Linked DNA regions of Homo sapiens: regions 2 and 3 are each linked to region 1. A link is a loop called in an ENCODE intact Hi-C map of the cell type or tissue named here. Cell type or tissue: endothelial cell of umbilical vein. All regions are shown on one strand. Each heading gives the region's core, and the rest is flanking DNA. Links, peaks and the distances in the headings are about the cores only.

Region 1 (10,934 bases), core at 1,740-9,739:
AGGAGTGAATCGGTTGGCCCATTCATCGTCTGAGTCCATTAACCAAGCAATGGCAAGGAAGGGTATACTCTGTTGCTCTAAGGAACTGGCATGGAAGCTGCACTTGGCACTTTTGTTCACATCTCATAGGCCAGGATGTGATCAGATGGCCATATCTACATGTGGGGAAATGTAGCTTTTGACTGTCCAGCCAAATCTCAGGGATTATGGCTAGGTGTGGTGGCTCACTCTTGTAATCCCAGCACTTTGAGAGGCTGAGGTGGAAGGATTACTTGAGCCTAGAGGTTTGAGACCAGCCTGGGCAGCAAAGTGAGACTCTTGCCTTTACAAAAAAAAAAAAAAAAAGTTTAAAGTAGCTGGGCATGTTGGCACATGCCTGTAGTCCCAGCTACTTGAGAGGCTGAGGCAAGGAAATGCTTGGGCTCAAGAGTTCAAGGCTGCAGTGAACTATAATAGTGCCACTGCACTCTGGCCTGGGTGACGGAGTGAGACCCTGTCTCGAAAAAAAAAAAAAAATTACAGAGATTCTGCTACTTAAAGAAGGGGAAGGAAGGGCCAAATGTTTTTTCCTGGCAAGACTTTGTGTCTATATTTCAGAAGGAATGCCTTCCCAGTGGACTTCAGCCTACATCTCATTTTCCTGAACCATGTCTCACTGCCTCCACTGGAGAACCAAGTATTTAGCTTCCTGGTCTCTCTAATAGAAGAAGGCAAGGGGAAGGGGATTGGGAGTGGGCAGTTTGGGCAGGAAGATCAACCATCCTGATTTGCCTGGGACTAAAGATATTCTGGAGACATGGGATTTTCAGTGGTAAAACCAACCTCCAGGATCTGCAGCCACACCCTATGTAGCTTGAGACCTTAACTCCAGTTGGAGAAATGTTATCTTCTCTGTCACCTCCTCCTCCTAACAACCTTCTCTCTCTGTTCATCACTTCCTCTTCAACTAAAAGGTGGCCAGGTCCTCTGCTATGCCCTACATCCACTTACACTCTGTCCTCATGGTTGGACCTCCTTGGACCCCAACTCTGCCCTGACTTCTGGGAACTTCAGTGGTGCCAGAGCCTCTGTCCAGCTCTCAGCATCTCCCTTACCTCCACCATCTTGTTTCCGGCCATCTTGCGTCCTTGGAGTCCAGAGTTTGCAAAGGTGGAAATGGAGAAGCTGGAGAGAGAAAGCGCTTGCTGGTCTCACTGAAACAGTCAGGACTCAAACTCTCAGCCCAAGGCTCTTCGCTCTGCACCCCTCAAAACCTTTGGTGCCTGTTATTCAACTAGCTTGACATTTCTCCAGCTCTGAGGTGATACCTCTCTCCAAGATGCCTGCAGTCAGAGGGCAGGGGGCGTGGCACAGAGTGGGGCCTCAAGAAACACTGCAAAATACCTCTAGGGCCCCTTTCTGGCTCTCAAATGATCTCGGTACGACTTGACCTGACCAAACAGAAAGAATTCAGGCTCCCTCCTCAAACCTGTTCCCCTACCACCTCCTAAGCGGTAGGGGTGGTTTGGACCCCAATAATGACATTTTTATATAACTTGGAGTTTATTATTTTTTCTTTTTCTTTTCTTTTTTTTTTTTTTTTTTTAAGACAAGAGTCTCGCTCTGTCACCCAGGCTGGAGTGCAGTGGTGCTATCTCGGCTCAATGAAACCTCCACCTCCCAGGTTCAAGCAATTCTTGTGCCTCAGCTTCCTGAGTAGCTGGGACTACAGGCATGCGCCACCGGGCCCGGCTAATTTTTGTATTTTTAGTAGAGACAGGATTTTGCCATATAATTTGGAGTTTCACAACACCAGCACTATTTAGATTTTGGGCCAAATAATCCTTGAGTGGGGGTGGGGGTGGGGGCTGTCCTGTTCACTGTAGGAGGTTTAGGGGCAGGCCTGACCTCCACCCACCAGATGCCCAGAGAACCCTCCTCCCCAGTTATGTCAGTGCCTCCAGACATTGCTAAATGTCCCCTGGGAGACAAAAATCACTCCTGAACCACTGATCTAGACGGTCAATATTTTCTTAATATAAAAAGTGGGGCTGGGCGAGGTGGCTCATGCCTGTAATCCCAGCACTTTGGGAGGCCGAGGCAGGTGGATCACGAGGTCAGGAGATCGAGACTATCATGGCTAACACAGTGAAACCCCGTCTCTACTAAAAATACAAAAAATTAGCCAGGCATGGTGGCGGGCGCCTGTACTTCCAGCTACTTGGGAGGCTGAGGCAGGAAAATGGCGTGAACCAGGGAGGCGGAGGTTGCAGTGAGCAGAGATTGTGCCACTGCACTCCAGCCTGGGCGACAGAGGGAGACTCCGTCTCAACAACAACAAAAGGGCGGGGGGAGCAACAAGCAACTTCAGAAAACGAAGTCCCTTTCAATGAGTACCCACCTTCTGTGGAAAAACCTCAAGCTCACTACTCAAATGCAGCTTGGAACAAAGGCTCTGGCAACCCTGCCATCCAGCTGGCTTCTCTCAGTGAGTCACACTCAGAGATTTCTGGCGTCACTGCCACTCTCCCCACCCCCTCTCATGCAGAACAATGGGTCTCACTCTGGCTCTGACCTTCTTCACACCCAGCACTTTACTCCATTTTCCTGGACTGGGAAAGCCCTTTATGTTGTGGGCAACTTTGTTTGTGCTAAGTCAACAGAAAATGCTTCTTGGCCTCTACCCTCCTGAGAGCACATGGTGCATTAATAAGTTTAACCCAGAGTTTCCCAACCTTGGCGCTACTGACATTTTGGGCTGGCTCATTCTTTGCTTCGGGGGCTGTCCTGTGTGTTGTCTGATGGTTAGCAACATCCCTGGCCTCCATTCACAGATGCCAGGGGCAACACCACACCTGGTTGTAACCAAAACTTTCTCCAGACATTGTCAAATATCCTCTGGGGAAAAAAAAATCACCCTCGGTTGAGAACCGTCGTCAACTCCTACTAGGAACCACTGAGGTTAGTAATATTTTTATTATTATTATTATTATTTATTTTTTTATTTTTTGAGACAGTCTTGCTCTGGTACCCAGGCTGGAGTGCAGTGGCACTATCTTGGCTCACTGCAACTTCTGCCTGCCGGATTCAAGCGATTCTCCTGCCTCATCCTCCCGAGTAGCTGGAATTACAGATGTCTGCCACCACGCCCGGCTAATTATTTTGTATTTTTAGTAGAGACAGGGTTTCACCATGTTGCCCAGGCTGGTCTCGAAATTCTGACCTCAAGTGATCCACCTGCCTCGGCCTTCCAAAGTGTTAGGATTACAGGTGTGAGCCACTGTGTCCAGCCATATTATTATTATTTTAGAGATGAGGAAATCAGGATTATGGAAGTGTGATGACTTGTTCAGGTATAAGGGGCAAAGTCAGGAATTGGAATTTCTCCCAAGCCAGTGATTTTCTTTTCCTTTTTTTTTTTTTTTTTTTTTTTTGAGATGGAGTTTCACTCTTGTTGCCTAGGCTGGAGTGCAGTGGCATGATCTTGGCTCACTGCAACCTCGGCCTCCCGGGTTCAAGCAATTCTCCTGCCTCAGCCTCCCGAGTAGCTGGTATTATAGGTGCCTGCCACCACACCCAGCTAATTTTTTGTATTTTTAGTAGAGACGGGGTATCACTGTGTTGACCAGGCTGATCTGGAACTCCTGACCTCAGGTGATGCACCTGCCTCGGCCTCTCAAAGTGCTGAGATTACAGACATGAGCCACCGCGCCCGGCCTAAGACAGTGATTTTCAAATTCGCTAACTGATAAACGTCACTGGGGCCCTTGCTAACAGAGGCCTGGCCCCATGCCAGACCCACTGCATCAGAACCTTTAGGAAAGGGGCCAGGAGTTCTATATTCTCTACAAGATTCCTTTCCTGACAACCTGCAAACATCAATATTTAACAGCCAATATTCTCTGTTTTTATAGCTTTTCTCACATGAGCCCCCACTGTTTATTTTTTACCTTTTGTTGTTGTTGTCGTTATAAATGAGACAGAGTCTCATTATGTTGCCCAGGTTGGTCTCCAACTCCTGGGCTCAAGTGATCCTCTCACCTTGGCCTCCCAAAGTACTGGGATTATAGGTGTGAGCCACTATGCCTGGTCTTTTAAATTTTTTTCGAGTTGGGGTGCACTGGCTATTCGTAGGAGTGATCATGGCACACTATAGCCTTGAACCCCTGGCCTCAGCCCCAGAAGCTGGGACTACAGACACACGCTCAGGGTGTCCAGCTTGCCATTCCCACTTCAGAGAAGAAACTGAAGCACACAGAGATTGTGACTTGCCCAAAGCCATTCAGAAAGTGAGAATAGGCCGGGTGCAGTGGCTCAAGACTGTAATCCCAGCAGTTTGGGAGGCCGAGGTCGGAGGATCACTTGAGCCCAGGAGTTGGAGACCAGCCTGGGCAACATGGCAAAACTCCATCTCTACAAAAAATACAAAAATTAGTCGGGTATGGTGGCACTCACCTGTAGTCCCAGCTACGTGGGAGGCTGAGGTGGGAGGATTGCTTGAGCATGGGAGGTCATGGCTGCAGTGAGCAATTATTGCACCAGTGCATTCCAACCTAGGTGACAGAGGGAGACCATCTCAAAAAAAAGAAAAAAAAAAATGAGGCTGGGCACGGTGGCTTAGGCCTGTAATCCTAGCACTTTAGGAAGCTGAGGCAGGCGATTGCCCGAGGTCAGGAGTTTGAGACCAGCCTGGCAAACATGGTAAAACCCCGTCTCTACTAAAAATACAAAAATTAGCTGGGCGCGGTGGCACATGCCTGTTAATCCCAGCTACTCGGGGGGCTGAGGCAGGAGAATCACTTGAACCTGGGAGGCAGAAGTTACAATGAGCCGACATTGGACCACTGCACTCCAGCTTGGGTGACAGGGCGAGACTCTGTCTCCAAAATAAAAAAGTGAGAAGAAAAATAAATAAAATTTAAAATAACAAAAAGTAAGAAACAGAAACATACACACACACAAAAGCAAACAAAAGAAAACAAGAAAAGGAAAAAATGAAACAAACTAGAAAAAACAAAATGAGAAGAATGTAGACTGTCATCATGTGCCTTGGCCATCCCTCCAGGAAGATGTCTTGGAGCTGGGATTCGTGGATAAACAAGATAAACAAGATGTATACATTTTCCTGTGTGCTTGCAGCTACACACACACACACACACACACTTGTGCATGCATTTGGACACACAAACACTGGGGCCAGAGAGAGGCCCAGCCTCCCCTTAGACACATTGTTGTCCAATGTCCCCCACCCCCAGTTGGGGTTCTGTAAGTAAAAAAGAAGGAACAGGATGAGTATTCAACAGGCAACCTTTAGGTTTTCCATGGACCTCACCTCATTTGATAGACAGAAAAGTTTCTACAGCAAGTTCATTGGCAGGACTAGGCCTTGAGCCCACTCCCTGGGACAGCGGACTCCACACCACCTGTTACAACTGGAGATTGAGTGTCTGCCGGAAGCTGTTTCCTGGGGAACTGCAGCCAGCTGCTGGCCACACAGGAGCTCTTTATCCCCCACCAACTCACCTCCCTGGGATCTACCCAGGACCTGCCTTCTTGAGTAACAGGATGTGACCCTATGTCACCAGGGCACTTGCTGCCCATTGAAAGTCCTCATGAGTCATTCTCCAAGGTTCCAAGGGAAAAAAAACTCCTAGATAGGGGCCCATCCCAGAAAGAAATAAAACACTGGCCCAGGGCCGAGACTTTCAGAGAAACCAGCTGGCCTGCTTGTGAGTGGGAGGTTGCGGGGGGTCACCTTGAACCGAGGTCTCTCTGGACAGAACTGTTTTCTTATTCAATCATTCATTCATCATCTATTTATAGACATGACATTTATTCATGGATTCAGCTAATATTTATTAGGAGGGGCAAAATAACTCTCACTTCTAACCTACACATTTTTGAGTTGTTTACATTCATTATTACACAAGTATGTGCTGCTTTCATTTTTTTAAGCTTTGCTTTTAATTAATTAATTAATTTATTTATTTAGCAATCCCAGGATGGAGACAGATTTAATTATTTTAAAATAACAGGCCAGGCGTGGTGGCACACACTTGTAATCCCAGCTACTCAGGAGGCTGAGGCAGGAGAATCGCTTGAACCCAGGAGGTAGAGGTTGCAGTGAGCCGAGATCACGCCACTGCACTCCAGCCTCAGCCACAGCCTGTCTCAAAAATTAAAAAGAGAGAGAGAGAGAGAGAGAGATGCTGCTTTCTGATCCAGAGGACATACATGCCCCACTGGCAAGACAGAAGATCCCCAATTCGGACAGCTACCTGGAGAAGTTGACCTCTAAGCTGAAAACTCAAGGATGAACGTTGCCAGGTGACAGGGAGGAAATTACCAGAAATGGTGCTCTGGGCAAAGGGAACAGCATGTACAAAGGTCAGGAGATCATGCTTTTTTCCGAAAATGCAAGTGTTTGAGACCATACTGTAGGAAGTGGGAGAGGAAGTGATGAGCTCAGAGAAAAAGACAGAAAGGCAGAGAGCCCACTTAAAGGAATGGCTAATTAACCACCCCCATTCCACTCTTCCCGCCCACCTCCCCACCCTCATCCCACTCCTAGGACCATGACTCAGTCATGAGGTTTTCACACTCTCTCACTTTAAGCTGGGCAGTTTCTGTTTCTCAGCCAATGTGTCATTCATCAGCAGATCATGTCATCCCCCCCAATCCACAGCATGGTTCCAGAATATCAGCTGATCCTCGTGAATTGGACCGCAAATCTTCCAGAGTTTTTTTTTTGTTTTTTTTTTTTTCTTTTTTGAGATGAGGTCTTGCTCTTGTCACCCAGGCTGGAGTGCAGTGGCGCGATCTCGGCTCACTGCCTCCGCCTCCCGAGTTCAAGCGATTCTGCTGCCTCAGCCTCCTGAGTAGCTGGGATTACAGGTGCCTGCCACCTACACCCAGCTAATTTTTGTAGTTTTAGTAGAGATGGGGTTTTGCCATGTTGGCCAGGCTAGTCTCAAACTCCTGACCTTTTGATCTGCCCTCCTCAGCCTCCCAAAGTGCTGGGACTATAGACGTGAGCCGCCACACTCGGCCGCTTCCAGGGTCTTACAAGGCGAAAAAAATCTTACATTGAAAATCAAGGGAGCATTAATAAATATTATAGCACTGGGTGCATCGCCCACAGATAGGCAGGCAAGTTTTGTTCAACTGGAGGCACTTTATGACTAGGTCTAAAGTCGCCATTTATCTGAGATTGTCCTGTCTCTAGCAGCTGGGTCTCATTTCATGCTCAGAGGAAACTTACGAGGAAAATGCTTTTGCTATCCCCACTTCACAGAAGAGAACTGAAGCCTAGAATGTAAGACACTCACCTCAAATCTCATATACCTGATCACTTTTTTTGAAACAGGGTCTCAAGCAGCCACCCCGACTGGAGTGCAGAGGCTGGAACACAGTTCACTGCAGCCTTGACCTCCCTGGGATCAGGTGATCCTCCCACCTTAGCCTCCCGATTAGCTAGGACTACAGGTATGCACCACCACACCTAGCTAATTTCTGTATTTTTTCTTCCAAGACGGAGTCTTACTAAGTTGCCCAGGCTGCAGTGCAGTGGTGCAATCTCAGCTCACTGCATGAGATCGTCTGCTGGGTTCAAGTGATTGTCTTGCCTCAGCCTCCCAAGTAGCTGGGATTACAGGCATGTGCCACCACACCCGACTAATTTTTGTATTTTTAGGTATTTTTAGGAGAGACGGGGTTTCGCCATGTTGACCAGGCTGGTGTCAAACTCCTGACTTCAGGTGATCCACACACTTTGGCCTCCCAAAGTGCTGGGATTACAGGTGTGAGCCACTGCATCCGGCCGCCTGGCTAATTTTTAAAAATTATTTGTAGAAATGAGGTCCTGCTATGTTGTCTAAGCTGGTCTCTAACTCCTGGGCTCAAGAGATCCTCTCACCTCGGCCTCCCAAAATGCTAGGAGTACAGGCGTGAGCCACTGTGCCCAGTCATGGTCTTTGTTTAATCTTTACAATAGAGCATCCCCATTTACGATATGGGAAAACAGAGGCCCAGAGAGCTGAAGCAACTTGCCAGAGACATAGCAAAAGTAAGGGAGTGCTCCTACACTGCTGACAGGAATGTAAAGTGGGGCAGCCACTTTAGAAAACAGGGTAGTAGTTCCTCAAAAGACTAAACAAGCTGGGTGCAGTGATCCAAGTGCTTGTAATCCCAGCACTTTGGGAAACTGAGACGGGAGGATCACTTGAACTTGGGAGTTCGAGACCAGCCTGGGCAACCTCGATAGTGAGACCCCGTCTCTATTGAAAAAAGAAAAAAAAGTGTAAACATAGGGTTACCATATCATCCAGCAATTTTCCCCCTAGGTATATGTCCAAGCATTGAAAACATATGTCCTCACAAAATTTGTACATGAAAGTTCACTGCAGTATTATTCATTATAGCTAAAAGTGAAACCAATCCAAATGTCCAACAACTGATAGATGGATATATATATTTTAGACAGAGTCTCCCTCTGTCACTCAGGCTGGAGTGCAGTGGTGCAATCTCGGCTCACGGCAGCCTCCACCTCCCGGGTTCAATCAATTCTCCTGTCTCAGCTTCCCAAGTAGCTGGTATTACAGGTGCCCACCACCACACCCAGCTAATTTTTCTATTTTTAGTAGAGACGGGGTTTCACCACGTTGACCAGACCAGTCTTGAACTCTTGACCTCAGGTGATCCGCCTGCCTCAGCTTCCCAAAGTACTGGGATTACAGGTGTGCGCCACCACGCCCAGCCTATAAATGAGTAAATAAATGTATGTATCCATACAATGGAGTCTTACTGAGCAATAAAAAGAAATAGAGGCTGACACTTACTACAATACAGATTAACTGGAAAAACATGTTAAACAAAAGAACTGGCCGGGTGCGGTGGCTCATGCCTGTAATCCCAGCACTTTGGGAGGCAGAGGCGGGCAAGAGTTCAAGACCAGCATGGGCGACACAGTGAAACCCCATCTCTACTAAAATACAAAACATTAGCTGGGCGTGGCAGCGCGCACCTGTAGTCCCAACTACTTGGGAGGCTGAGGCAGGAGAATTGCTTGAACCTGGGAGGCGGAGGTTGCAGTGAGCTGAGATCGCACCACTGCACTCCAGCCTGGGTGACAGAGCGAGACTCCGTCTCCATAAAACAAACAAAAAAACGAGCAAAACACAAAAAACAAATGAACAGCATAAAGGAGCTTATGTTACATGATTTCATTTATGTGAAATGTCCAGTATAGGCAAATCTGTAGAGGCAGAAAGTAGATTAGTGGTTGCCAGGGCAGGGGGACTTGGGAGAAAATGGGGATTGACTGCTAACGTGTATGGGGTTTCTTTTGGGAGTGGTGAAAATGCTCTAAAATTGATTGGGGACTTGGTTGCTCAACTCCAAAGGTATGAAAATGAAAACCCATGAAATCATACACTTTAAATAGGTAAATTATGTGGTATCTGAATTATATCTCAGTAAAGCTCTTACAGGAAAATGTTTTAAAAAGTAATAATAATAGGGGCCAGGTGCACTGGCTCACGCCTGTAATCCCAGCACTTTGGGAGGCCGAGGTGGGTGGATCACCTGAGGTCAGGAGTTCGAGACCAGCCTGACCAACATGGAGAAACCCCACCTCTACTAAAAGTGCAAAATTAGCCGGACATGGTGGCACACACCTGTAATCCCAGCTACTTGGGAGGCTGAGGCATGAGAATCGCTTGAACCCAGAAGGTGGAGGTTGCAGCAAGCCGAGACAGCACCACTGCGCTCCAGCCTGGAAAACAAGAGGAAAACTTTGTCTCAAAATAATAATAATAATAATAATAATAATAATAATAATAATAATAGGCCCCAGCACAATGGCTCACGCCTGTAATCCCAGCACTTTGGGAGGCCAAGGCAGGTGGATGACTTGAGGTCAGGAGTTCGAGACCAGCCTAGCCAGCATGGCGAAACCTGGTCTCCACTAAAAATACAAAAATTAGCCTGGTGTGGTGGTGCATGCCTGTGGTCCCAGCTACTTGGGAGGCTGAGAGAGAAGAATCTCTTGAACCCGGGAGGTAGAGGCCACAGTGAGCCGAGATCACACCACTGCACTCCAGGCTGGGTGACAGGGCAAGACTCCATCTTAATAATAATAATAATAATAATAATAATAATAATGGGGTAGGCTGTGATCATGACCTAAACCATGATCTATGTTTGAACATCTGCACTTACTATGTGCTCAACTAGCCTGAGCCAAAATGAGCAAGGAGGGGAGCAGAATACATTAGCTCACACAGTTGAAAAATCCAGGAGTATTTCAGGTATGGCTGGATCCAGGAGCTTAAGTAATGTCAGTGGGACTTTGTCTTGCTCTATTTCTCCAGTTCAGATTTGCCCTGTGCTGCCTTCCTTTTCAAGTAGGTGACAAAAATGGCCTTGGCAGCTCTAGACTGCTGAGCTCTTACTACCCTGAGGGAGTATCTTTTTCCTTATAGTGTTTAGTAAAGATCTGATGGAAGGTTCACACTGATCTGACTGGGGTCACTTTTGAATTAATCGCCATAGCCAGGATAATTTTCTGCTCTGGTGGGCTAAGACTGGGTGATACAACCCATTCTAGAGCCAGGTTTGTGGTCAGCTTCACCCAAACCATATAGATTATAGGGGTGGGGTAGTTCCCCAAGGGAAAATTAGGATTCTGGGCAGGCTCAAGTCACAGATACCCACAGTATTCGGACAGTGTGGACCCTGCTGCCCAGGTTTGACCCTTGCTTTTTCCACATGCCAGCTATGTGACCTTGGCAAAGTTCTTTTTTTTTTTCTTTTTTTTTTTTTTTCCTGAGATGGAGTCTCATTCTGTCACCCAGGCTGGAGTGCAGTTGTGTGATCTTGGCTCACTGCGACCTCTGCCTCCGGGGTTCAAACGATTCTCCTGCCTCAACCTCTCAAGTAGCTGGATTACAGGTGCC
Region 2 (10,934 bases), core at 1,103-9,102, 71 kb after region 1:
ACGTGGCCTATATATTTATTTTATTTTATTTTATTTTTTTTTTTTTGCTGGGGAGTGGTGGGGAGCAGAGTCTCACTATGTTATCCAGGCTGGAGTGCAATGGCGTGGTCTCAGCTCACTGCAACCTCCGCCTCCCAGGTTCAAGCAGTTCTCCTGCCTCAACCTCCTGAGTAGCTAGAATTACAGGTGCCTGCCACCACGCCCGGCTAATTTTTGTATTTTTAGTAGAGATGGGGTTTCACCAAATTGGCCAGGCTGGTCTCGAGCTCCTGACCTCATGATCCATCCACCTTGGCCTCCCAAAGTGCTGGGATTACAGGCATGAGCCACCACGCCTGGCCATGTTTATTTTCAAGGCAACATTACAGTACTATTTCAATTCAGAAACTAATATTGTTTTGTAAACATGATAAAAATGAAGTAGTACAGATGCCTGCTGAAGCATCAGAGGTCAAGTCTGCTCTCTGTCAAGGGAGATCAGCACGTTGGAGAGAGCCCTTAGAAGCGGTATTGCCATCCTAAGGTGTCTTGGATTTATTTGGGCCTGAAGAAATAATCAAAAGGGGCTGACTCTCTCAATCCATGAGGTCAGTGGTATTTGACACACACTGCTCAAGTGCCACCTAAAATCACCTCAGAACATTTTGGGGGAGCCATTGCCAAAAGGAACTGTAACACTATTTCCCTGAAAGGCAGTGTGTTCATAAGGGCTGCAGTAACAAATTATCACAAACTAAGTGGCCTAAAACAACAGAGATTTGTTTTCTCACAATTCTGGAGGCCAGAAGTGAGAAGTCAAGGTATCAACAGGACCAGGTTCCCTCCCAAAGACTCTAGAAAAGAATTCTTCATTGCATCTTCCAGCTTCTGGTGGCCCCGGTTTTCCTTGGCTTGTGGCCGCATCACTCCTGTCTTTGTCTCTGTGCTCACATGGCATTCTTCTCCACGTGTCTATGTGCCTTGTTCTGTCTCTTACAAGTCGATGTTTGCTGCCTTTGGCCTTCCCTTATCCAGTGTAAGGTCATCTAGATCCTTACCTTCATTAGATCTTCAGAGACCCTATTTCCAAATAAGGTCACACTCTGAGGTTCCTGGTGGCCATGAATTGTGATTGGGGTTGGGGGACACTATATAACCCCACTATAGGTAGATTCTCCTTTTTCCTGGGGTGGGGGGGGCTAGTTTTTATACCTCCAAAAGGCTGTATATAGTGGTCCTGCTGCACAGATCCTGAGAATAGGTTGCCCCGTAAAACACAGAGCTCGGCTCATTTTTTTTCACACAGTCCCAGTCTGAATCATGAGCTTGAGCTTGTTGTACATGCTGCTATTTTAAGACTTAATAAGGCATTTCAGAAGTCATCATTTGCTTCTATTTTGAGCGTTTTTTGACTTTCTTTTAGTCTTTATGGTAACAGCTGTACATTTGTAAGAATACATTTAGGCATTCTTTGGAATAGGCATTTTGACAAAAAATCAGACTGTCAAAATTGTGACATGGGAAAATATTCATATGAAAAAGGGCCTGATTTTGCATTTTTAAATAGACTGTGTATTACACATAACCATTTTGGGCTTGAGGACCAATATATATTTCCCCAAAATTCTACCAACAACTAGAGAGATATATTAATAATATAGAAAATGAAATTGTTATTGTTTCACCCCTCCAAAGATGGCTATATTCTAGAAACACCTTTCGTAGTGGCACTTAATAATCAAATCTGGAAGCATGGTGCTATGGTTTGGGCATTTGTCTCCCCAAACCTCATGCTGAAATTTGATTCCAGTGTTGGAAGTGTTTGGGTCATGGGGGTGGACCCTCATGGATAGACTGATGCCCTTGCTGGGGGAGGGAGGTGAATGAGTTGTTGCTCTGTTCGTTCCCTATACAGCTGGTTGTTAAAAACAGCCTGGTCCCATCCCCGCCCCCCCTTTCTTCCTCTCTTGCCATGGATCTCTGCACACTCTGGCTCCCCTTCTCTTCCCCCATGAGTGGAAGCAGCCTAAGGTTCTTATCAGATACCCAGTCTTGAACTTTTCCGGACAGCAGAATCATGAGCCAAATAAATGTTTTTCCTTTGTAAATTACCCAGCCTCAGGTATTCTTTTATAGCAAGACACATGGTAAGGGGCTGTCTTTGTATCAAAGTCTCAAGTCGAAAGAGCATCCAGTGTGGACTGTTTTATCACATCAGACTTTGGAAAATGGCAGAGTTGTCTGTGATAAGCAGAAAGAAGGCAGAGCTATTTTAACCATATATAGGATTTACTGTTCCTCTGAGTGGATTGTTTTAGGGCTTGCCATTACCTTTTTCCTGGAGGATTCCAATTTGTGGAGTTGTTTTTGAAAGTCTGCAACCAGAATTGAAATTTTCTGTATTCAGATTAATTTTCTTTCTGTACTAAGGAATAAAAAACATACTACTGTGTTGTGCTGTTTCTTTTCACTGATCACCTTTAAAATCCTTGTCTTGGCCACGCATGGTGGCTCATGCCTGTAATCCCAGCATTTGGGGAAGCTGAGGTGGGAGGATTGCTTGAGGCTAGGAGTTTGAGACCAGCCTGGGCAACATAGCGGGACCCTGTATCTTAAAAAAAAAAAAAAAAAAAAAAAAAAAAAAATTAGCCCGGCATGGTAGCACGCACATGTAGTCCCAGCTACTCAGGAGGCTGAAGTGAGAGGATCACTTGAGCCCAGGAGGTTGAGGCTACAGGGAGCTGTGATTGCACCACTGCACTTCAGCCTGGACAACAGAGCAAGAAAGACTCTGTCTCAAAATAATAATAATAATAATAATGATAAAAATAATAAAATACAGTTTCATTTTTTTTTTTGGTGGGGGAATCTCTCATTCTGCTTGATTTTATTATCAGGTAGTTATTTAAACATTATATGTTTCCACTAGGCCAGGCCCTGAGAGAATAATTATTTTGGCTCTTTATTGATTAATTTATTTCTTAATTACACAAATTCCATGCCCTTAAGATACTCATTTTCTATTTACAGGAAGAAGAAATGTTTCGTCCAAACATGTTTTTCCTCCTCCTGCTTCCCCCTATTATCTTTGAGTCTGGATATTCATTACACAAGGTGAGACTCAGGCACACATTGGTGCTTTGGTCTGGACAGTTTCTCATGTTTGTAAGGCAAGTTCCTTAAAAGCTTGGGTATAATTTAGCAGCAGCAGCAGCAGCAGCTCTGCTCCTTCCTGGTTGTGCTCAGTGGAAGCTGGACTGCAGTGCCTGACTTCTGGAGAGGAGCAGACATGATGAATTGGCTGCTTTAATGGTTTCAGGCAGTATGGCTCACTGAGCCAGTGTTTGCCATAAATGGGTGCTTTGCCCAGGAAGATGGCTGAAGTGATGTTAAGTGGCTCACAGATGATGCATTGACTCGTCTTCCTGGACACAGACTGATAGATGTAAAGAGGATAGACTGTGTCCTGGGACGACGGGGACATGTGCCCCAGGACTTTTGTTTCTTTCAGCTCCCCCACTGGGGCCTTTCTAACCTTCTCAGGCCCATCCATCCTTCCATGTCTCCCTCTCGGTGCCCTCCCCTGGCCTCAGACCCCAGCTTGATATTCCCCTTCATCCCTCAACCTCTATCGCTCCTCGCCCACTCCCTGGTCCAGCTTCTCCTTCCCAGGCTGGAGCCCCATCCTTCCCTGCCTAGTCCCACAGTTGCCTGCCCATTCTTTCCTCCCTGCCTTGGTGAGCAGTGGCACTGGCCCCTACCCACTTCTCTGCTTTGGCTTGGCCTTGACGGCCATTGCCTTGCAACTCCCAGTGTGAGATGTTTTTTTTTTTGTTTTGTTTTTTTTGAGATGGAGTCTCACTCTGTCACCCAGGCTGGAGTCCTGTGGCATGATCTCGGCTCACTGCAACCTCCACCTTGTGGGTTCAAGTGATTCTTCTGCCTCAGCCTCCTGAGTAGCTGGGATTACAGGCACACGCCACCTTGCCCGGCTAATTTTTGTCGTTTTAGTAGAGACGGACGGGGTTTTACCATGTTGGCCAGGCTGGTCTCGAACTCCTGACCTCAAGTGATCCACCCACCTTGGCTTCCCAAAGTGCTGGGGTTACAGGCATGAGCCACCACACTCGTCCCCTAGTGTGAGTCTTTCTGCCTGAGCAGGAGCTTCTCACTTTTAAGCCTGCTTGTGTGCGTGCATGGTTTTTTCCTTGTCTGTGAGTTTTCTTTAAACATAAATGTATTTAAGTTTTAAAATAAAGTGATTCAACTTAAAATACTAGTATTAATAATACAGCAGCTATTTTGTGAATGTGATTTTTAAAAAAACTGTGAAGATTGGAAAGTTTAGGCCAGTCCTTGGAGAGAGGAAAGCCAGAGACACAACACAGATCTAATCATGCGCTGCCCCCTACAGGTTTCTTTTTGGTAAAGTAGAAACCAAAAACCCCAAAACCCTACCTCCCAGGGTGCTTTGAGAGTCACACTAGATGAAAGAACGTAGGCAAAGCACCACCCACCACACTAAATAAATGAAGTGCTGCTGCTTGTTATTAATGATAAAAATGTCATTTATTATTAATAACAATATTACCACCAGTAGTAATAATAATTTATTAAGCTTAATATGGTCGGGCCCAGTGGCTCATGCCTATAATCCCAGCACTTTGAGAGGCCGAGGTGGGTGGATCACTTGAGGCCAGGAGTTCAAGACCAGTCTGGCCAACATGGTGAAACCCCATCTCTACTAAACATACAAAAATTAGCTGGTCGTGGTGGTGCGTGCCTGTAATCCCAGCTACTCTGGAGGCTGAAGCATGAGAATCATGAGAATAGCTTGAACTCGGGAGGTGGAGCTTGCAGTGAGCTGAGATCACGCCACTGCACTCCAGCCTGAGTGATAGAGGGAGACTTTGTCTCAAAAATAAATAAATAAAAATAAACTTAATTTGTTGTTGACATGGTATAAAATAAATAAATACATAATTTTAAAAAATGAGTTAGATTTGTCTAGAAATGTTTGGTAAAAACATAGAAATTAAGTCTTTAATTTTCCTGTACTAAAACAAAAGCATATTAAGATGTTCAGCCCAGATTTTTTTTTAAGTTATTATTTTATTGTGCATCTATCCAAAGAAAAAGTGAAAAGGAAATTTAATGTAAAAAATATTCACAAGTCTTACAAACTGTTAGTGACATCAGATAATTTTTAACAAGGAAACATAAGTTGAAGGTCACCATGTCTTTCCTTTCACTTTGTAAACAAATCTTAACTGTAAGCAGATATGAAAATATTTCAAAACATGCTGAGGAAATTGACTTGATTTTGACTTAAAAACATGACATTTTGAATATTAGAGCATGTAAAGTTTTTCTTTTCTTTTTTTTTTTTTTTTTTAGAGGGGAGAGAAACTTGTTCAAAATTTGAGGAAAGTAATAGTTTTTTAGAGAAACATTTTGTTGAAGATGACTTTCCAGCAGGAAATGTGACAATTTATATGAAAGGGACTGATAGGATTATGAAATGCTACTTCTGAAACTTCTATCCACTTTCTACCCTCGCCCAAAGATGATAGGAAGTAAAGTTTGAATATTTTATTTTAATATTATGATATCTGCTAATGTAAATTTGGATTTAGAATACAGATTACAGTAAGATTATCATCAGTTGATATGCATTAGCTAGGCAGCAACTGGTTCTTTGAATTGCAAATATTACACAAATCACAGGATGTTAATTATGTCAGAGAGAAACAGATAAATTTGCTTTATGTAGCAGAGGGAAGTTCTTGTATTATGGTAACTTTAACTTGGGTAAATGTTCAGGATCCAGATTAATATTAACCAAATATATAAATTATATCAACATTAGATCTCTGCAAACAGGTCAAAACTGATTAATCTGTTTTTTTTTTTTTTTTTTTGAGATGGAGTTTTGCTCTTGTTGCCCAGGCTGGAGTGCAATGGCACGAACTCGGCTCACTGCGAACTCGGCTCACTGCAACCTCGGCCCCCTGGGTTCAAGCGATTCTCCTGCCTCAGCCTCCCGAGTAGCTGGGATTACAGGCGTCTATAACCACACCAGCTAATTTTGTATTTTTAGCAGAGATGGGGTTTCTCCATGTTGGTCAGGTTGGTCTCGAACTCCTGACCTTAGATGATCCACCCGCCTTGGCCTCCCAAAGTGCTGGGATTACAGGTTTGAGCCACCGAGCCCAGTCTAATCTGTTTTTAAATAACAAAAGAAAACAGCGATTTGCAAAGAGCAACTCATAGATTGAAAGCCCTTTGTTTTGAAAAACCAAATCATTGTGTTTTAAAATTCTTTGTGCAGTAAAGATTGATATGCCAAACAAAGGAATTGAATGTCAGATGATAGGCAGCCAAGTCAAAATTGCAGCTTCTAGGAGGTGGGCTTAGTGGGGCAGTCAGTGTTCAGCTGAGGACACTCTTTCACAAGTGGGCTTTAAAATAGCAGGTCTTGATGTCCATGGTTTGGTGATTTCTGAGCTAAAAACAAGATTCTTGTTCACAACCACAATCGGGGGTGATCAAAGACTCTTGGTAGCTCCTAAGTGGAGTTCATAGGGTTATAATAAATAGCTTAATTTCCTTAATTTTATGGAAATTTGAAAGATGCTACCATGCTGCTTGAACTTGAATATTTTATCTTAAACGCTGTGAAGTATAGATAGAAACATTTTATCTGACATAGTTAATGATGATACTAATAGAGTGAAGTAAAATTGTTTAAAAGACCTGGCCAGGAAAAAGGAATATCTGATAGTGTATCTTGGTATCCTAATAGTGTGGACTTTGGATGTGAAACACAGTTAATTCCTTCAGTGCCTGTCTGTTGGGCATCTTCCATCTGACGGGCATTATGTCAGGGACCGTGTTGTGCGAAAGCAGGTGGGGTCATTGCCCAGAATGAGCCTGCAGCCTCATGGGAAAGTAAGACATCAGTACATAAATAAGTGCAAAATTGCAGTCTTGTCAACCGCTACAAGAGAGGGTGACTGTGCACTGAGAGCACAGACTAGGATCTGGGAAGAGTTGAAATGTCCTGAGATCTTGGGATGATGAAAGCTTAACAAGCAAAGAGGGAGCACAACCTGCTCGAAGCCACCAGTGGGACTGGAACCCAGAGAACAAAGGCGAGCATGGTGCCAGATGAGCCCAGAGGCCTCCCCAGGAGTCGAATCATTCAGGGTGGGGGCTAGCTGCATTTTAAGTGGAAATAGGGGTCCAGGTGAAGGCAGCACAATCAGATTTGTCTTTTGGGAAGATCATTCTGGAAAGACGGGAGAGTGGAGGGAAAGGGGCCCTGGGGGGTTGAGGAGACTTGTGCGAAGCTATGCAGTGTTTCAGATGAAAGATGGTGTGAGTGACGGGACACTGCAGTAAGTGCGGGGGTGCAGGAAGACTCCCGGGCTCCCAGCTTGCCACACAGGTTGGGCAGTGGTGCCTTTTACAGAGAATCAAGTCTGCACGGAGGGCCAGGTGTGCAGGCCGTGCCTTCACTGACAGGAATGGCTTTTCTAATCATTTCCCTGATTTCTGCTCTTTCAAACAGGGTAACTTCTTTCAAAATATTGGTTCCATCACCCTGTTTGCTGTTTTTGGGACGGCAATCTCCGCTTTTGTAGTAGGTGGAGGAATTTATTTTCTGGGTCAGGTAAGAAAATCATCTTTGAAACACTTTGAAAGTCTTACATTCTTAGAGCTAGTGCAGGGAGGTGGGAAGGTGAAATGGGGCCACTTTGTGGGGCCTGGGTTTCACCCTTAAGGTAAATTCCTTCTGGAAGGAAATCCTAGCTTCATATGAGGCACAGTAGAGGCGTGCTAAATTGTTTCAAAGTGTCCTCCAAGACCTTTGGTATCTGGAATTGAGTAAAACTTTTCCATAATCCCCCCCAAAGTATTTGAGTTTATTTGCAAACCAATACTGTCTTAAATTAGAATACCTAAAAATGAAGCCAAATATATGCCATCAAGAACTTCAAACTGTGTTGTCAAGTAGACTGAATTGGGGTTGAATGCTGTTTTTTGATAAAAATTTGTATTTAAAAAATCAAAGATGTGCTTTTCTGCTGGCATTGGAGAAATAATAAAATCAAAGGTGATGCTGAATCTCTTCACTCAATTCTAAGCTGTCTACCTGTAGAATTATATACTCTGGATTTTCCACAATTGCTAAACCACTTCCCAGTGGCACCAGTTGGGTGGTCTCTACTTTAGACTTCAAATTAATTTAGACCAAACATCCCTAGGAAGGTAGTATCTGTAGTTTTGTATTATGCATGTCCATGCATGTCACATTCTTTTCCTTTATTGTCAGTTGCAGAAAGTTTGCCTGTCTCAGTTCTGAAAATTAAGTTGAGGGTCAGGTATCTGAGTGACGGGCAGATTTCTTTAACACATCAGCTGCTTTCTTCTCTCAATAGCCAAAGCCCATTCCATTGGATTTTCACCTATATTGCAGCTTTGATGGCACCAGAATAAATCTGTCTGTCATGCAGCTTTCTTCATTGCTCAGCTTCTAGTATTAAGTAAGAATAAACTTAAGGAAACTACAGTTAATTGGGCTTGAAGAATGTAGCATTCTTTTCCATACTCTCGTTGCATGCCGATGGAATGCATGTTTCAACTAAGGCTTAGGAGCTTTTATTTTTCAAGTGGTTTGGGAACTGAAGATTAATGTCCTTATTAGTTTTAATAAAGCACTAATGGACATTTAAATCTTGGCTGTTCTCCAGGGTTTTTTTTTTGTGTGTGTCTGTGTGTTTGTGTGTTTTATTTTACAGGCTGATGTAATCTCTAAACTCAACATGACAGACAGGTAAATCCTTCATACTGTAACACCCATGCGACTGCTTTTCAGACAGGGGAAATGTTTCTCCACATTGCTTCCTGGGTGTGGTACTGTTCTATTCTCTCTCTGTGTATTTATTTTTGGTAAGGATTTCTGCCATAGAATCTTACTCTGAGTTAATTTGTATCTCTGAAATGAATCAAAAGTATCCTAAAGACTTTTGAAGATCCCTAGTGGGGCATTGCTGATTGGAATGATTTAGTTTAAGCTTGGGAGGGAGTAACTCTGCTCAGCTAACTGCCCTGCCTGTGTGCACGCGTACACTGTACCATTGTCTTCTTATTTACAAGACTTTTCAGTCGCCGTAACAAAAAGTCTTCTTGACAGATTAGAGATGGAGAGGGGGAGTGACGGAGAAACTTTCCTCTGGGATTCCCACGAAGCCTGTGGTGGGGGAAGCAGGGCCAAGACCTCTATTGTGGTTATTGTAGAAAGCCCCTCCATCTGAAGCCACTCCCGTGAGCACTTCCCATGAGCCCCATCCAGGATTTCCCAGAATTGCATAGTGAGAAGCAACCTCACTAGGTTGAGGCAGTTGTCTCTCAGAAGGTACCAGATCTAGTGCTGAAAAAGTGCCCATGCTGAGCATAGTCTGGGTTCCCCCCTCTGAGAGCAGACAGCCTTGCTCAGTGTGTCTGCATTTGGTCTTGTGACATGGCTGGGGAGCTGGGCAGCAGGGTCACATGTTCGTCCCCAGATCCTTGCCATGGGGCCAGTCAGAGCTTTCAGGATTTAGCAGCAGTTTAGCAACTTGGGACTAGAATCTGGGAACCCTTTTCATGGGAACTGTGTCTCTGATAACAAATCCAATTCTATTTCTACCTCCACTCACCACCCACCCCAGCCCAGGACAATTTTGGAGCTTTTGTTGTAAGACAGTTTTGATACATAAACAAGTAGTCCTATTCCATGAGAGCTGGAAATAAAGCAGAACTGATGTCCTGTGTTTGGTAGGTATTTTGCAAATAAAAAGAAATGCCCAGTAAAGGAAGGTATCACAGTATTCAAACCTTCCACTTGTTTTGGGGGCAACTGGTTAGAGATACAGACAATGCTGGATAACTTCCTGTGAAGTTGAATTGAATCAGTGGTTGGGATGTTCAGGTGGAGGACAGGAAAGGAATTGCCCTGTAGACACACTGACTTAGAGCCGGGTAGTGTTTTCCTCTCCGTGTGCAGAAGTTTCCTTTGCTGTTAGAAAGTGACGATCCCTCAGATGGGGACTGCTCTGGGGTCGCAAACCCACACAGCCGCAGGGCCTGGCAGAGCACTTAACAGAGGGAAGCTGGCCAGCTGTGAGTCTAGACATGGGGCAGCGGCCAGTGGGAGAACACACCCTGTATGAAGGGACAGCCACTTCTCAGCGCCAACTCATGATTACCATGTGGAAATCTGGGCCCAGAATTGGTGGCTATTTTAAATACTTTTTTTTCAAAAAGATGCTGGGTTTCTAGATTTTTATAGGGAATTTTCCAGTTTTTCAATGTTGACAACTTGCTCAATTTTTCACAAATACCATGCAGACCAAACATGAGAGGGGACCACAGACTTTTTGCAACCTCTGCACTGTAGAAAACATAAAAATAACTTCGTTGCACACGTTTTGTTTTGTTCTAGTGATATCTTGTTGGAGAGAGATTTCACTCTTAGAGATCCTGAATTATTTCGCTGCCTTAGTTCATTTCTTTTTCATTTTGTTAATGTTGCTATCTTTTGGGGCTATGGGATAAAGAAAATACATTTTTAAGTTGAACTTCTGGCGTTTAAAAGGCGAGGTCTTAAAGATGTGAAGTGGAACAGCTGACAGCCAGGTGAAATAACCGTCTTTCCATACAGACCTCTCAATGATTCAGCAGTTTGTATTTCAGACTTCTCATCTTCACTGTCAGAAATACTCTGCCTCAATTTAGATTCCCAAGCAAACTGTGTAACATGATTTATACAAAGCATTTCCCCCAGCCTTTTGTTTGTTTTGTTTTTTTCAGTTAATTTAGAAAGTTTATTTTGCCAAGGTTGAGCATGCGCACCCGTGACAGCCTCAGGAGGTCCTGACGACATGTACCCAAGATGATCAGAGCACAGT
Region 3 (8,000 bases), core at 1-8,000, 75 kb before region 1:
ACAGAACAAAGGTGGTAACATTTGTTAGATCCTAATTAAACGTGATTCATTCTGGAATGTTTCTGATGACACAGCTTACATAAATAATCTACTGGGAAGTCTACTCAAAATTCACAATGAAGAGTCGGTTTTTCACACATATAATACAACCTGAAACTATAGCTTCAATCTATGCAGATGGTTTTACTATTTTAATTATACAACTAATTAATACCAAAATTAGATCGATGTTGTTTAATTTGTGGCTACTGAGGAATGTTACTATTCACAAATCACAAAATCTGTGCCAAAATAAGTCTTCAAAGGGATATTGTTGCCTCCTTACCCTTCTAAGCTTTGCAGTGGGCTTTGGTCAAAGCTGACATAAACAGCTAAAGAAATTAACAACAGAGTCTCAGAAGACAAGGCCAGGGGAGCCAAAAGGACACAGGTGCTACACACCCAGGCAGTTGTTGTCTGCTCCCAGAGCACCTGACTTCAGCAGCCACAGCACCTGCTCCTCAAGCGCAGCGGCGCCTTTGAGGGAGCACAGCCTGGAAGGTTTACCCTTCGCAGAGACGCTTGCTCTTGGACTTCTGGCTGTACATTCTGAGGGTTCAAATGAAGGATGGGACAATGGGAAAGCTTAAATCCTCTGGAAACGTCACTGTGATCAATGGCTTCAACCCTCCTCTACCTCATACCAGTTCACTGGAGCTGCTAACACTAAGTTTCCTTCTTTATCCGCCCATCTCTATTCCAGTGGAGCCCCGTGATTAAGGGATGGCAGAGGAAGGGGACATGTCCTTTTTTTTTTTTTTTTAACAGAAAAACACTCATTTAGATACCTGGTTTAGTAAGACATCTGAACAACATGAAACCCAACTATGTAAAAGCTTTAAAAATCCAGGTTATGAATTAGCCTAAACCTGTGCTTATGTTCCATTCTGTTTAGAGGAAGGGGGATGGAATCCCTTTCACCTTTATATTTTTCATGACAAGTCCATGGTCACATCAAAAATTACTTTTGTCTTTAACACAGTTGAAATTATTAAATGTTATCTAGACCTAACCAAATCCTATTTCCTTAATGTTATATTCAGGACAGTGAAAAAAATACTGTTTTCTTTTAGCAAAGTCTGACTTTTAAGGCTCAGTTTTTACCTGATTAAATAAACTGCCCCTGCTTTTGAGGTTAGAAAAATTACTTTTGTTCATGGGGTCCATTATACTGTACTATTAAGTTTACTTTTATATGTTTGGAAATTTCCAGCCGGGCGCGGTGGCTCATGCCTATAATCCCAGCTACTCGAGAGGCAGAGGCAGGCAGATTACCTGAAGTCAGGAGTTCAAGACCAGCCTGGCCAACATGGCGAAACCCCATCTCTAGTAAAAACTACAAAAATTAGCCGGGCATGGTGGCACGCACCTGTAATCCCAGATACTCGGGAGGCTGAGGTGGGAGAATTGCTTGAACCTGGAAAGTGGAGGTTGCAGTGAGCCGAGACGGTGGCACCACACTCCGGCCTGGGGGACAGAGCAAAACTCCATCTCAAAAAAATAAAAAAAGAAAAAAGAAAATTTCCATAATAAAATGAAACTCTTAAGGAAAAAACTGCTTTGAACATAAAGCCAACCCAAAAAGTAGCTCTTACCTAAAGTGAATTTTCCCTAGTGCCAAATGAAATTCAAATAAATCCCAATCTTCTAATTCACACAAATCTTAAGATTTCTAATACTTTAAACCAGAATGAAAAAGTCAGGTATGCCAAATTAACAATCGAAGAGAAAATTAATCCCACACCAAAGCCAAAACATTGAACTTCCTCCCACTCTCGCATTCACACACACACACAAGCATGAACCACACAATGAAGGATTCCAGTTGCCCCATCCAGACAACTGGACGCACATCACACACCTCCTAGTCATCCAGGGACCATCTTGGCAGCCTGTTTCTCATCACTACCTGCCACCCTGTGCCTGTGTTGTGGACGAGGAAGGCACGGGTAGTAGCCTAGCTTTTTATTTTTTTAAATCTCAGCAATAGAGGCAAGGTTATTTCTACCTTACATCCAAGAGTATGGAGCACAAGACTAGCTGTTTATTAATAACATGCTTATTTTCCACACCAACCACACGGTTTTCCAATTTCACAAAGTAAATACTTCCTCATCCCTCTTTAGAAAAGATGAAACAATTTATCGTAGCCTAAGCAAAAACCACCTATCAAAGCAAAGACTGGCAAGCAGATTCAAGACATAAAGGTATAGCTTTTACTATAAATTTGAAACCAACAAGAAAGCCATTAACCTAAATATTTTTCTAATCAAAAATCAGAAATGACGTTAATAGCAACATATAAGAATTACTGTATCTACCACACTTAGAATGTACTGGGGTAGATGACAATGACAATCAGTACTGATTGCCTTATGTTTATCAACTTTTTCATCTACATTTCAGGTTTCAGTGCAAGACAAACCATTAATACATTCATGACTAGCCATTTCAAAGCATTATTGTATACATACTGTACGACACAAAGTGCTTAATTGTAACTTAAAAGGTTAAAACCCATCTTGAATCCTAAATGGGCAAAAAAAAAAAAAAAAAAAAAACCCCACTAGTCATTTGCCCACAAACCAGGCCCCATATAACCATCAAGCATCTGACTGCATCGGACATGATTAATCTGAAACTGTGCTATGAATCATACAGCAGTCCTCCCTTATCTTCAAGGGATACGTTCTGAAATTCCCCAGTGGGTGCCTGAAACTGCAGGTAGTACCAGATCTAAATACATTGCTTTTTCCTATACACACATACCTATGGTAAAGTTTAAATTATAAATTAGGCACAGTAAAAGATGAATAACAATGTAAAAGGAAAATAAACTTGGGGACCCCAAACCCACTAAGTCAAAGAGAAAAGTCAAGGTAGGAACGGCATCATGCAAACCTACCTCCCTCACAATCTGCCCAATAGGAAATTCCTTGTGGACCTCAACATCCTTACCCTACAACCACTCTGCTGAATTTCACCCTGACAACGTAAATTGACAGCTTATCTTCACAGGTATAGGACAAAGGACAGAACTTAAAGTCATTCCTCTGCTTACCTGAGACAAATGCATAATCTCATCACTTCCTCTGCCCGGTAAGTATATTTTGTCTTATGTAAAAATGCAGATTCACTGAGCTAGATGAATGCATAAGGGACTATTCCTCCGCTGCCCCCCACCCTTGCCCGCCACATGTGAATAGCTGATCAAAGACTCAAAAGAATGTAACCATTTGCCTCCTATCTACCACGCCTTCCTAAAATTTCTCCCCCTTTAAATACTGAAGCCCTCAAAATCATCTTAGGAGAAAGGCACAGACCTTGGGCCTGGGTGCATGCCCTTAACCTTGGTAAAATAAACTTCTAAATAAATTGAGACCTGTCTCAGATACTTTTTGGTTTGCAACAAATATAAAATGGTTTTACAATTTGGTTTACAACAACAACAACAACAATAAAATGGAACAATTATAACAATAATAAAAGTAATTAAGTAAAGTTAATTTTTCTGAGAGAGTCTCACTCTGTTGCCCAGGCTGGAGTGATCATGGCTCACTGCTGCCTCAAACTCCCAGGCTCATGCGATCCCAAGTAGCTGGGGCTACAGGCATGTGCCACCACACCTGGCTAATTTTTATTTGTATTTTTGTAGAAACAAGTTTTCCCCCAGGTTGCCTAGGCTGGTCTCAAACTCCTGGGCTTAAGCGATCCTCCAGCCTCGGCCTCCCAAAATGCTGGGATTACAGGCATGAGCCACCACACCTGGCCATAAGATTAAAATTCAAAAGTATTACAAATAATAAAATTAAAATAAGGGTCACTTGAACACAAGCACTGTGACACCACGATGATGATGTGATAATCCAGACGACTACTAAATGTGTATACAGCGTGGGTATGCTGGACAAAGGAATGACTCACATCCCAGGCAAGACAAAGGGGGACAGAGCAGGATGGTGAAAGATTTCATCACGCCACTCAGAATGGTGCACAATTTAAAATTTGTGAAATGTTTATTTCTGGAATTTTCCATTTAATATTTTCAGAACTCAGTGAAACCACAGAAAGTGAAACTCTGGATAAGGGGGTGACTACCTTATTCACTATCATTCCTGGCAATTAAAGAATGTTAACTCCAACTGAACACCAGATGAATTGGCCCTCAATTAAACACATCTGTCCAGAAATATAAAATCACCCAAAACTAAAAATTTACTAAAGTGAAGCATGCTCCTTAGAAGACTTAAAAAATAACAGTGATACACTGTCTGCTTTGTTCATCACTGTATCCTTCAAGTCTAGCACACTGTAGGGGTGTTACACAGAGATTAATGAATTTAGCTATAAGAAAATAGCAAAATCAGGCAAATGCAAAGATGAGTTTGTAATTTTTTCTCTTTTATCACAGGCACCAGAACATAAAAGTTTTCTAAGTACCCACCCCTGCCTTTAATCACCATTTTTATCACTCACATTTAGATAAATACATTTGCAGTTCAGCTGATATCAGAAAAAAAAATATGTATCAAATTGTCAAATTTTACTAAGTCAGAGCTGTGGGAGTCCAGCAGCTTTTACACGTTAGATTTTTCTATTTCCTCATTCGTCAGCATTTGACATCATTTTCTGATGTTATAAAGGATAACAGAAAAAAAAACCCTGTGCACACATCACGCCCCTCCTAGTCATCTAGGGACCATCTTGGCAGCCTGTTTCTCTTCACCACCTGCCACCCTGTGCCTGTGTTGTGGACGAGGAAGGCACGGGGAAACAGAATATTCTGGTGAATAAAGCATTACTAATTTTCAAAGAATTAGAAGGCAAAAACAAACAAAAAAAACACCCACAATACCAAACTGAAAGTCATGCCTCAGGGTCTTTATTGTAACTACTTAATACTAAACACCAAAACATAAATGATGCTGATTAATGGAGATTTGGGGCTAAGAAAATACCAAACAGGCTAGGCGTGGTGGCTCATGCCTGTAATCCCAGCACTTTGGGAAGCCAAGACAGGTGGATCAGGTGTTCAAGACCAGCCTGACCAAAATGGTGAAACCCCATCTCTACCAAAAATAAAAAAATTAGCTGGGGGTGGTGGCATGCGCCTGTAACCCCAGCTACTCAGGAGGCGGAGACAGGAGAATCACTTGAACCTAGGAGGCAGAGGTTGCAGTGAGTTGAGATCATGCCATTGCACTACAGCCTGGGTGACAGTAAGATTCCACCTCAAAAAACAACAACAAAAAAAGGAAATACCAAACAAAATGTGCTTTTCCCTATCTTCGAAATCATCATGTCTTTTCATTCCTGTATGGCAAAAAATAAATCCCGTGTCGCCTGCCGAATCCGAATCTAAATAAATGAATAAAGACAGAGAATAATAAAGAAAGAAAACAGCTTCAAACTTAAACACGTTAGAGCAAGAGAAACAAACAAACAAAAAAAACCATGACTCCTGCTTTCTCAAAAATCACATCAGTAGCTTATAAAGACCTTCATGGGCAGAAAAAGAATGGGCACACTGTAGGGAGCAAAAGGTAAGTGATAATATTTACAAAGTAGTGTATTTTAAAAGCATAAACAAAAAATTAGGTAAATTGGGCCTCATTAAAAACTTTTTTGTGCATCAAAGGACACTATCAGAAGTGAAAAGACAACCCACAGAATAGAAAATATTTGTAAATCATGTATCTGATAAAGGTTTAATATTATTCAGAATCCGTAAAGAACTCCTAACAGGCCGGGCATGGTGGCTCATGCCTGTAATCCCAGCACTCTGGGAGGCGGGGGTGGGAGGATGGCTTCAGTCCACGAGTTTGAGACCGGCCTGGGCAACATAGGGCAATCCCATCTCTACAAATAATGTAAAAATCAGCCGGGCTTGCTGGCACGCACTGGTGGTCTCAGCTGCTTGGGAGGCTGAGGTGAGAGAACTACTTGAGCCTGAGAGGTTGAGGCTGCAGTGAGCCGTGATAGTGCCACTGCACTCCAGCATGGGCAACAGAGCGAGAGTCCATCTCAAAAAACAAAAAAAAACCCTAAAAAATAGTGATTACTGGCCAGGCGCGGTGGCTCACGCCTGTAATGTCAGCACTTTGGGAGGCTGAGGCGGGCGGATCATGAGGTCAGGAGATCAAGACCATCCTGGCTGACACGATGAAACCCCGTCTCTACTAAAAATACAAAAAAATTAGCCGGGCGTGGTGGTGGGTGCCTGTAGTCCCAGCTACTCGACAGTCTGAGGCAGGAGAATGGCACGAACCCGGGAGGCGGAGCTTGCAGTGAGACCAGATGGCGCCACTGCACTCCAGCCTGGGCGAGACTCCGTCTCAAAAAAAAAAAAAAAAAAAAGTGATTACTGCATAACATTATGAATGTAATTTATGCCACTAAACTGTACACTTAATTACTTAAATTACTAAAATAGATACATGGCAAATTTCATATTTTACCACCAAAAGAAGAAAAATGTACAAAGTAGATTTGGAAAAAATTAATTCAGTCACTTCAAAATCAGGATTAATTAATTCCTTTCCCCAAAGTAAATGCAGTCCAACGACCAAGAGGCTGGTCTGCCCAGACAATAGTTTCTTCTTTCATTTCATTAAATATTTAAGTACATACAACGTGCTGGGCACCATCCTAGGCACAAGGAAATTACAATCCAGAAAACTTCCCTCTCATGACTATATAGATTATGAGGATATGGGTCAAATGAGCTTTTCTAAAAAAGTTAAAGCATTAAATGCTTTTATTTAAAACATACAGATTCAGCCGGGCATGGTGGCTCAAGCCTGTAATCCCAGCACTTTAGGAGCCCAAGGCAGGTGGATCACCTGAGGTCAGGAGTTCGAGACCAGCCTGGCTAACACGGCAAAGCCGCATTTCTACTAAAAAAAAAAAAAATAGCCAGGGGTCATGGTGCTCGCCTGTAATCCCAGCTACTCAGGAGGCTGAGGCAGCAGTATCACACGAACCCAGGAAGCAGGGGTTGCAGTGAGCCCTGATCGCACCACTGCACTCCAGCCTGGGCAACTGAGTGAGACTCCATCTCAGGAAAAAAAAAAAAATACAGATTCAAAATAACTATATCATGAATCCTAAAGTCAGTCTACTATCATTTTTGGTCTATCTGGTTTGACTTCCTTAGGTTGGCAATTCTGTCATTTTTCTGAACAGGAATAAAACATTTTTTTCCTTTTTCAATTACATAAGCAAGACACAACACAGTATTTAGGAAAACACTATTTTATGACCTTCACCAGCCAAGTCTACCAATCAGCAAATACACACATCCTGATCAGGAATACAATTTAGGCTTGGTTCCTGAAAGTAGAACTTAAAATGGGATAATGAGCAGCTCTGTGAGGAAAAAATAACCCTGTCTCTCCATCTTCCCAAGCTTATGATTGTTCAACACAGTAGAATTAAGAAGAAGGTTTAAATGTCAATTATCCATACTTTTAGGACTACTTGGGAGGGGGTGGAAAAAGTTACCTCTTTACTGATATTTAAATATCCTACAACTTTTTAATAAAAATAATATACAGTTGTGCTCACTAGCATACCCTGGATCCACTGACATGTAAAAACACAACATTGCGGCCGGGCGCGGTGGCTCACGCCTGTAATCCCAGCACTTTGGGAGGCCGAGGTGGGCGGATCACGAGGTCAGGAGATCGAGACCATCCCGGCTAAAACGGTGAAACCCCGTCTCTACTAAAAATACAAAAAATTAGCCGGGCGTAGTGGCGGGCGCCTGTAGTCCCAGCTACTTGGGAGGCTGAGGCAGGAGAATGGCGTGAACCCGGGAGGCGGAGCTTGCAGTGAGCCGAGATCCCGCCACTGCACTCCAGCCTGGGCGACAGAGCAAGACTCTGTCTCAAAAAAAAAACAAAAAAAAACAAAAAAAAACCACAACATTGCTGTCTTACAACCTACTCTTTCCGGTACCC

The links. Peaks named below come from ENCODE experiments on the same cell type or tissue, not always from the same donor. Only the 100,000 strongest peaks of a DNase experiment are listed, where the experiment ranks them.
Region 2: a loop joins it to region 1, with 2.5 times the contacts of the local background. A loop is called at or near these places in 3 of 110 quality-filtered maps.
Region 3: a loop joins it to region 1, with 6 times the contacts of the local background. A loop is called at or near these places in 4 of 110 quality-filtered maps.

The regions. Positions count from the first base shown.
Region 1 is chr20:49,769,917-49,780,850 of GRCh38, forward strand. It overlaps LOC105372652 (a long non-coding RNA gene), which reads right to left and starts at 5,455. Exons shown (of 3, transcript XR_936825.3): 1 at 5,312-5,455; 2 at 1,095-1,164. RefSeq lists enhancers at 1-306, 1,934-2,572 and a silencer at 5,423-5,571. In endothelial cell of umbilical vein, for the core only: no CTCF peak of the experiment used is centred there; DNase peaks (open chromatin) are centred at 2,515, 5,605 and 6,485; H3K27ac peaks cover 4,449 bases.
Region 2 is chr20:49,842,027-49,852,960 of GRCh38, forward strand. It overlaps SLC9A8 (solute carrier family 9 member A8), which reads left to right. Exons shown (of 16, transcript NM_015266.3): 5 at 3,010-3,093; 6 at 7,553-7,654; 7 at 8,784-8,818. Among named protein-coding and RNA genes, the nearest start is that of MIR12122, 16 kb to the right of the region's middle. In endothelial cell of umbilical vein, for the core only: a CTCF peak has its summit at 4,380 (motif pointing left); a DNase peak (open chromatin) is centred at 4,365.
Region 3 is chr20:49,696,790-49,704,789 of GRCh38, forward strand. The region is part of intron 1 of B4GALT5 (beta-1,4-galactosyltransferase 5); the gene reads right to left. Among named protein-coding and RNA genes, the nearest start is that of B4GALT5, 13 kb to the right of the region's middle. In endothelial cell of umbilical vein, for the core only: no CTCF peak of the experiment used is centred there; DNase peaks (open chromatin) are centred at 2,712, 3,942 and 4,742; H3K27ac peaks cover 4,662 bases.